2 separate regions of the Homo sapiens genome follow, and region 1 is linked to region 2. The links are chromatin contacts, found by Hi-C or POLR2A ChIA-PET in ENCODE. All regions are on one chromosome and are shown on one strand. Each heading gives the region's core, a stretch centred on a gene start or an enhancer-like site at or near the end of the contact. The rest is flanking DNA. Distances are from core to core; before and after follow the strand shown.

What was found. Hi-C counts contacts between places; a loop is a spot of excess contacts on that map. ChIA-PET counts read pairs that join two places held with the same protein, here RNA polymerase II (POLR2A). Pooled maps may share reads with other maps.
Region 1: a loop to region 2 is called in a map of endothelial cell of hepatic sinusoid, with 2.8 times the contacts of the local background. The contact joins two enhancer-like sites. A Hi-C loop is called at or near these places in 4 of 168 maps with a recorded cell type or tissue (chondrocyte, dorsolateral prefrontal cortex and endothelial cell of hepatic sinusoid) and 3 of 50 pooled maps. POLR2A ChIA-PET finds 5 or more read pairs at or near these places in 4 of 52 experiments (CD8-positive, alpha-beta memory T cell, Panc1 and WTC11).

The regions. Positions count from the first base shown.
Region 1 is chr15:68,666,711-68,671,243 of GRCh38, reverse strand. The region is part of intron 2 of CORO2B (coronin 2B); the gene reads right to left. Among named protein-coding and RNA genes, the nearest start is that of CORO2B, 90 kb to the right of the region's middle. RefSeq lists an enhancer at 1,407-1,906 and a silencer at 4,520-4,533. Within about 2 kb of position 1,974, at least 2 of the 41 ENCODE cell types and tissues checked have a DNase peak (open chromatin) inside an H3K27ac peak, as active enhancers do.
Region 2 is chr15:68,606,928-68,611,429 of GRCh38, reverse strand. The region is part of intron 1 of CORO2B (coronin 2B); the gene reads right to left. Among named protein-coding and RNA genes, the nearest start is that of CORO2B, 30 kb to the right of the region's middle. RefSeq lists an enhancer at 2,408-3,048. Within about 2 kb of position 1,719, at least 18 of the 41 ENCODE cell types and tissues checked have a DNase peak (open chromatin) inside an H3K27ac peak, as active enhancers do.

The DNA.
Region 1 (4,533 bases), core at 725-3,224, 60 kb before region 2:
AAATACAGAGGAAGAATAATTCCTATTATGTCGTGGTGAGTATCAGCTCCATTTTATGCCCAGCTGGAGAGAGTGGTTGTGGTTCCTTTTCCTGTGCCATTGAACATTCTTGAACAGCATGATTTTCACGGCTGCGTTGTATTCCTCAGTGTGGCTGTACTACAATACCTTATGCAATTCCCTACTTTTGGATCCATAAGTGCTTTATAATTTCCAATACTCTAAAAAGGCTGAGGCAAACATAGTAGCTGAATTCTTCCACACATGAATTTTTAAAAAGATAAATTATTGTAAGTGAAAATGCTAGGTAATAGATCTGCACTTTAAAAAAATGCTTTTGTTATGAATTTTAAGATGCCTTTCACAATGGTTGTACTAATTTACACTCCTGTCAGCAACTCAAGAGAATGGCCATTTCCCTATAACCCTGACAGCACCCAATATTATAATATTTTTATCTGCTTATTTTCAGATGAAAAATATCTCATTGTTTTCCTTTGCAAGTCTTTGATGCTTTGTAAGGTTGCTTATATCTTCATTTGCTTAGCAGATATTTGCATTTATTTGCTTGTGAATCTTCTGATTCTATGAGGTCCTCAATTATTTCCTAATGGTGTATTGGTGTTTATCTTTTTCTTAATAATTTATAAGAGCTCTTTGTATATCAGAGATATTAATTCTGTGTATTAGTTCCTTATCACATTCATTGCCCCTTTTCACTTCTGATCCATCTACGGAAACTAATGATTCTAAATATTTTTGCTGGCTGGGCGCGATGGCTCATGCCTGTAATCCCAGCACTTTGAGAGGCTGAGGCAGGAGGATCACTTGAGCCCAGGATTTCAAGAGATCAGCCTAGACAACACAGTGAAACCCTGTCTCTACCAAAAAAAATTAAAAAATTAACCAGGCTTAGTGGTGCACACCTGAAGTCCCAGCTACTTGGGAGGCTGAGGTGGTAGGATAGCTTAAACCCAGCGGGTGGAGGTTGCAGTGAGCTAATATCACGCCACTGCACTCCAGCCTGGGCAACAAAGCCAGATCCTGTCTCAAAACAAAACAAACCACTAAGTACTTCTGCTTTGCCATCTTGATTCTGATCCAGACCTCTACTAGTTGGTTATCTATACATAATTTTTCAAAAATTTTTAAATTTTTCTTTATTTTTCCCCCCCTTTTTTTTTTCTGAGACAGAGTCTTGCTCTGTCACCCAGGCTAGAGTGCAGTGGCATGATCTTGGCTCACTGCAACCTCTGTCTCCTAGGTTCAAGCAATTCTCTTGCCTCAGCCTCCTGAGTAGCTGGGATTACAGGCATGCGCCATCATGCCTGGCTAATTTTTGTATTTTTAGTAGAGATAGGGTTTCACCATGTTGGCCAGGCTGGTCTCGAAGTCCTGACCTCAAGTGATCCACCCACCTTGGCCTCCTGAAGTGCTGGGATTATAGGCATGAGCCACCACACCCAGCCTTATTTATTTTTTCTTATTTGGTTTATTTCTCCAAGAAAAATATATTTATTTTATTAACAGGAAACTGTCAGGGGTTTCTTTGTTGAGCCCAAAACCCACCATTGGATTGATATTTTTAGAAAGTTGAATTTTTTTTTCCTGAAACTCACAGCTAACTCAGAGCCAGCATTGCCCATTGAGCTCAACGAAAGTGAGGCCAAAAGTCAAGGTCAGTCCCGGGAATAGATTGCTCTTCTTGGCTGTCCTAGCCCTGGCCCACTCATGCATTCACGCAAAGCATACTGCAATTTCAGTCAGAGAACACATCCCACCCACCAGGCTGGAAAACTGACCACACTCTTCACAGCCACTTCCCACCTTGGCCCTGGCCAGCAAGATTCCCTGTTCCCTTTAGGGAATCTGCCCAACTGCAGAGGTGCCAAGATGCCCGTGTGGATTTCACACACCCAGTTGTGTCCTGAGAGATAAAGGCTCCAAGTCGCCTTCACCTCAGCACAGTGAACAGGCCATGGTCTGGGCGTGAACAGGGCTCCCTGCTTCTCAAGGCCGAGTCCTGTCTCCGGCTTGCTTGCTTGCTTGCTTGCTTCCTTTCTTTCTTTTCTTTTCTTTCTTTCTTTTCTTTTTCTTTCTTCTTTCCTTTCTTTCTCTTTCCTTCCTTCCCTCCTTCCTTCCTTCCTTCCTTCTTTCTCTCTCTCTCTCTCTCTTTCTCTCTTTCTTTCTGATGGAGGAGTGCAGTGGTGTGGTCTTGGCTCACCGCAACCTCTGCCTCCCAGGTTCAAGCAATTCTGCTGCTTCAGCCTCCCGAGTAGTTGGGATTACAGGCACATGCCACCACGCCCAGCTAATTTTGTATTTTTAGTAGAGATGGGGTTTCTGCACGTTGGTCAGGCTAGTCTCGAACTCCTGACCTCAGGTGATCTACCCACCTCGGCCTCCCAAAGTGCTGGGATTACAGGCGTGAGCCACCATGCTCGGCCTGTCTTTGGCTTTCTATGGGGTGTGTTGTTACCATATTTCTTTGTTTAGCTCAAGTGAGAGCTAACCTTGAGCTTGAAACCCTCCAATGGCTTCCCACATCACCTAGAAGAAAATCCAAACTGGCGTGGTCTCCAAGGTTCTGGGTAGCCCAGCCCCTGACTACCATTGGCTTCCCACCCTGGGGCTCCCCGCCCTGGGCCTCAGCACATGCTATTCTCTCTTTCTAGGGCACTACTCTTCCGCATGCTCTTTACTTGACCGGCTCCATCCCATTCAAGTTTGCAGAGAGGTCCTTCGGACTGTCTTACCTAACATATCCATCACAAGTCTCTACGGCATCACTGTGTTGGATTTCTTCACAGCACCCATCACTGTCTGATGTAATCTTAACGACTGTTTGCGCCCTTGTTCATTGTTTGTCTCCTGACTGGCTCACACAACTCCTGAGAACAGGGACCTTGTCTGTGTTGTCTGCATGATCCAGAAGGTTCTTGGATCCCCTGTAGCGCCCCCCTCCCCAGCCCTGGGCCATGCCTGCAGGTTGCAAGTGTGAACACGTTGTGGGGCAGATGACCTAGGCCCTCTCGCTGACCGAGGCTCACTGTGTGTCAGGCATGGTGCTAAACTCTTAGCCAGCATCACTCTATTTTATTCCAGTTCCAGCACTTCCCAGCTGTGCGACTTTGTATAAGCTATACCTGTTTCCTCATCTGCAAGGTTGCTGAGTATTCAGTGGCACCAGGCGTCTCAAGAGCTTAGAACAGTCCCTGGCCCGTTGTACGTGTTCAACAGGTGTGGGTGATTACTGTCATCATGACAACCCTGCCAGGTGGGATTTATTATCTCTCGTTTACAAATAAGAAATCCAAGGCTTTCGGGAGTAATAACTCATCTAGCAAATGGCTGGGTCAGGACTACAGGTCCCGAAGCCCATGGTCTTCACTGCCCCATATTCTATTTCCAGAGATGGAAGTAACTGGTCTGAAGTCTCTTTCCTTTCCAGCAACTCCCTCCACTAAAACATAGAACTAGCTCTTTCAGCATTCCTCCACATCCCCCCGCCCATCTTCAGTGCACTCTCCCATCTCACAGATGGGGAAACTGAGGCTGAGAAGGGGGAGGTAGTGAATAGAGAGGCCCAGTGCAAACCTGGCTTATCCACAGGGCCTCACCCGTCCCACTCCTCACGCAGGGTTTTAAATCCAAAGCTTTGCCATCAGGCAGATGTGGGGCTTTGGCCAAGACTCATCTGCACCCTGGGCCTCAAAAGATTTCTCTGTCCGAAAAGATCCCTGTCCAGTATTTGGGCTGAACTCTGGCTGTTGGGAATGGAAAAACGAATGGGTGTGTTTCCCAGCCTCAAGGAGCCCATCGCCTAGAAGCAGGAACAGGTGTGAAAACAGACCACGATACCCCTGCCTCAAACATGGCAAGGACATGGCAGGAAGCGGAGAGTCTGTTGGCAAAGCAGAGGAAGAAGCAGGATGGCTCCAGGTGGCTTCCTGGAGGCGGTGCCCTGAGCTGTGCAGAGAGGAGCATGAAGAAGGGCAGGCAGGTAGAAGAGACCGGGGCTGGCTCAAGGTCTGGTGAGGGCAGGTGAGTCAGGAAGGGGCAGAGTGGGCCAAGCCATGGAGCCAGGGTGGGGCAGGACTTCATCCAGAAAGGGAGGCCTTAGGGGTTTTTAGAGTAGGGGTGGGGGAGCATGAGAGTGAAGGGAGATCAGGAGCGGGGAGCCTGGGGAGAGGGAAGCCTAGGGCCTGTTTGTCGAGGGTCTTCTTTGCTCCTCACCTGTGCTGCAGCTGAGCCACAGATCCTCTCACTGCCCAGGAAGGAGCCCAGAGCCAAATCTCACCCAAGGGCATGCGGCAGGTTTCTGGCAATGCCTAGATTTGGCTGGTCTACGGCCATACCACCCTGAACACGCTGATCTCGCTGAACCCAAATCTGCCTGACTACAAAACCGTGTATTTTTATCATTTTTGGGGACTCAGTGCAGTGATTGCAATAGTGTAGATAAGAAAGGACAACATCAAGGCCCTGTCCAGCACATGGGCTTAGAGAGGCACAAAACTCCCTTGGCCCCTT
Region 2 (4,502 bases), core at 470-2,969:
TTGTCATATACAGTCATAGGGGAAAAAAAACAAACAAACAAGTGAAAGGAAAACACCCAATGCAAAGGGTGGTACCTTGGGAGGGTAGGGCAAAGTATGATTTCAAAATTTCATCTTTACACTTTTCTGATTTTTCAAATTTTCCAGAATGAACATGTATCATTTTTACAATCTGAAATAGACACTGTTATTTTTTAAAAATAAATACAAATGGATACAATGGAACAAGAGAATCATGGAGCGTGTTACTCCAGACTCTGCATTCTTCTTTTCCATCATCTCCAACATGCGTGTACATATAGAGAACTGGTTCCCACGAGTCATGCTCAGTGGCTCAGTGGTGGGGCGCATTTTCTCATGTTGATGAACTGAGGTTGGATTAGCTTAGCTGTTGTTCAGTACGTGAAATGTTTCCCAATTGTTTTGCTAACACAAACAAAGCTTTGTACAGAGTACTTCTTTCATTTTCCCCCTGGGATTCTTTCCTTGGCTGCGTCGAGGGTGTGGAATGGAAGGTGCTACCTGCCATCAGTTCTGGGTGTTAGTTCACATCTTTGTGAGTGGGAGTCAAGGGACAGTGAAGTGTCTAAGGTTCATTTCCACGCTGATGCTCTGTTTCTCTATGTGAATATTCTGGACTGGCCTGATGCCCTATTGGCCTCCCAAACCTGCCTCACAGAAACAGAAATTATTTGACTGGGCCTCAGAGTACCCTACTCTGCAAGGTGAGAAGCCATTTTAATAAGTGAAATCAACACATCAATGCCTTGGGAGTAACATATACTCAGGTATAGAAGCAGACATAGGATCTAGTCTGGGACTAGGTTTCTACAAATTTAAACGCGCAGGATGCTGGAGGAGGGGCTTTGTGATGGAAGGATGGGAGAACAGGAGGGGAGAGAGGATGTATGAGGGAGGGGATGTGAGCGAAAGAGCAAGGGGTCTGTTGTTCCTGGAACAAGGGGGTCTGGAGATCAGGGAGGAAGACAAGCCTGGGGCCAGGCAGCAAGGGGTCTTAGATGTTAAATTGGGGGGTATACAGGAAAAGGATGCATGCAGGGCCCAAGCCAGCCCCCAGCCCTTCACTAGGCCTTGAGGCAAGTGCAGCACTTCAGGGCAGGGAGTGGTTCAACCATTTGCTTTGTAAACGAGGCGAGGCGCTAGAGAACCTGTCTCGTCCTATGAAGTCCTAGCTCCTCTTCTGGGCGCATCCATTGACATTTAGTGAGGGCTGCTGACACTGGAACCAGAGGGCTGCAGGGTCCCTGAGGATAAGGCCCATTTCCCCGAGATCTCTGCATCGTTCAATGCCTACTACCTAAGAGGAGCTCAGCGATATTCACCTAGTTAATTCTGAATAACACATGGAATTGTCACCGCATCCATTTTCTCTCTATGCCTGAGTTTCTGGCCAGGTTTTATCAAGAGAAGGAGGGTGGGTAGAGGGGAGAGGCTGGTTGCACAATTACAGGGTCCCCTGGGGATGGGCTAGCTGGCCAATGTGGATGATTCATGCGGATTCCAGGTCAAGCTAGTGTACTGAACCAGACCGCTTCGTGCTCCCCTACCCCAGCCCACCCTGCCTGCCATCACAGTCAGTGACGCGGCTCACAGGCTGCTGTACAGCCCTCCAGTCCCAGGGCATGGGCTGACCCCAGCTCACCCCTGGAGAGCCAGAGCAACGGCCTTCCATCAGTAGCTTTCATGCCTTTGGTTAAGTCACAGGATGTCCTGGAAGAAGAATGGCAGTGAGGGAGCAGTGGGGAGGGGACAGCGGGCTCAGGCCTGGCAGTGGAAGGAGCTGGGAGACCAGCAGCAAAGAGGAGATGAAAACCCCATTTACTCCCCCAACTCCAAAAGAGATGTGGATTCGGGAGGGAAGGCCCCTGCCCTGGAGCTCAGACATTTCCCTTCCTTTTCCTCTCCACCCAAGTCTGGGACAGAGGCTCAATTCCTCACACCTAGATGCTTGATGTGGACCACAAACTGATGCCCTGCCCCAAAGCCTGCACAGCCACAGCCCTCTTCTTAAATACAGGCCCTGCTGGGAGAAATAAGATGGTCACTAACAGCCTGGTGTGACTCAGTTCACCAGATCCTCTTCTCCTTTGCTAGATAACGCTCAGACAGGGAACAATGAATGGGGCAGGACAAATTCTCTTGACAGCAAATGTGTCCCTTTCAGGTGACCATCCCCCCAACCACCACCACCACAATGCCCCATGCTCATGTTGCTCTTGTCACCTGCAATCCTTTTCCCTCTCCCTGCGTATCTGCCTAACCCAAATCCCAACCATCCCTGGAGGCCCAGTTCCAATGCTGCTCCTTCCTTCCTGGAACCCAGTGCACCGTGCAGGCACCCGGGGGCCCTGGCCTCAGCATTTCTCCAGTCATGTGGCTTCTAATTCCAAGTTGATTTCCTCTCTGCTGCACCTTGAGGATAGGGTCTGAGTTTGAGTGTTCATTCTCTTTCTGTCTCCTCTCTCTCTCTCTTCCTAGTACCCAGTGGGAGTTTTGGTAAGCACTTGTTGAACGGATGGATGGAGGCTGAAATAGCAAACACAGTGGAAGGGAATGATGATGCTGAGGATGAGAGTGCGGAATTTCAACTCCCCTCCTGGAGCCCCATAACTCTTCAAAGCCAGCTGTGGGAAGCCTGAGAAAGGGCATTCGGGAGTCTGGGCAGGGGAGGGGTGGAGAACAAAGCCATGAGGCTCCAACCATTCAGGATGCAGGAATGCTTGTTCATGGGGAGTTCCCTCCCTAGGAGAGGAGGAACTGGGAAGCAGAGGGGAGTATGTTCCCTGACCCACAGGTCTCTCATCATTCTCCAACAGATCCCTTCACTGCACAGAGCCAAGTCCTTGAAAAACAGAATGTCCCCCAACACACACACACGCACGCGTGCACACTCACACAGAGCAATACCAGGAAGTGGATGGGGGCTCCCTGAGGGAGAGGGCTGGGCTCCCAGCCAGTCAGTGGGTCAGCTTGGGCTGCCTGGCCTGGCCAGGGGAGTTGTCCTTCAGGCCGAAGTCCTCCAGGGGACCACAGTGTGGGGGAGGGAGAACTTGCCTTGCTGGCTTTTCTCCCAGGAGGCCTGGAAACTGTAACCACCAATGTTCGGGTCTGGGCTGGCCATGCGCAGCCAGCCACAGGAGGCCAAGCCCTGATCATGCCACCCTGGGCCCCTGCCTAGCTCTTCACAAAGGATGCCTGTGGGCCTGCAGTGGCCGTGCTCAGGCCCCCCATGTCTGGTTTGGGTTGCCTAAGTGCAAGGGAAGGAAACCTTGCCCCAGAGGTAGGTAGCAGGAAAGGTGGGATATGTTCTTTCACGTTGGTGGCATTTCACCAGTGTCAAAGGACATACGCCTCTGCAAAGCTGTGGTCTGGCAGCTGCAGCTGAGCCCATGTAGACCCCCTCACTCCCATTCACTCCCAAGGCCCTGTTTCATGAGGTGCTATGCCCAAGGGCATGTGATTTTGACAAGAAGATGATAAAGGCCCTGGGGTCTTGTCACATGGCATCTGTTCCTGGAGTCCTGGTCTGACCTCTCTTAGAAAGGAGTGAAAAATGAGAGCTAAGAGGGCATCTTTTTTTTTTTTTTTTTTGAGATAGGGTCTCACTCTGTCACCCAGGCTGGAGTGTAGTAACACAATCTTAGCTCACTGCAACCTCAAATTTCTGGGCTCAAGCAATCCTCTCACCTCAGCGTCCCAAGTAGCTGGGACCACAAGCACGCATCACTGCACCTGGCTGATTTTTAAATTTTTTGTAGAGATGGGTTCTCGCTATGTCACCCAGGCTGGTCTCAAACTCCTGGCTTCAAGAGATCCTGCCACCTCGGTCTCCTGAAGTGTTGGGATCACAGGCATGAGCCACCGTGCCTGGCCCAAAGAAGCTCTTTACAAAAAAGACTTTGAGGCAGGTTCCATGTCCTCTCCAGTGGAATCTGGGTGTGGAAGTGACCCTATGTGACTTCTGAGGCTAGGTCATAAGGGATCTTACATTCTTCCTTGTTTGTTGGAACACTTGCTCCTGGAGCCCCAAGTCATCATGTAAAATATCTGACTACTCTGAGGCGGCCATGCCATGAGGAAGCTCAAGCCATGTGGAGACACCATGTGTAGATGCTCCAGTCAACAGTCCCAGCCCAGTCCAGCCTTCAAGTCATCCCAGTCCAGGCACCAAACATGAGTGTGAAGGCACTTCCAGATGATTCTCAGATGTCACCCTAGTCATTTAGGTCTTCCTAGCAGAGACCCCAGACATGGTGGAACAGAGACAAACTATCCCCTCTGTGCCTGGCCCACAAAATCCTTGAGGCCCCTTGCTAACCCCTCCACCTACTTCAAAAGCCCAATATCTATCTCGAGCTTGGTGAGCCAGGGAGAAAACCAGGGGAGACTCAAGATGTTTGGAGAAGGCTCCTTCTTGTAGTGCCCTCCAGCTTTGGGTGTGAAGGCTCTGATCAGCTGGCTTGCCCCTTTCCTGGTTCCGA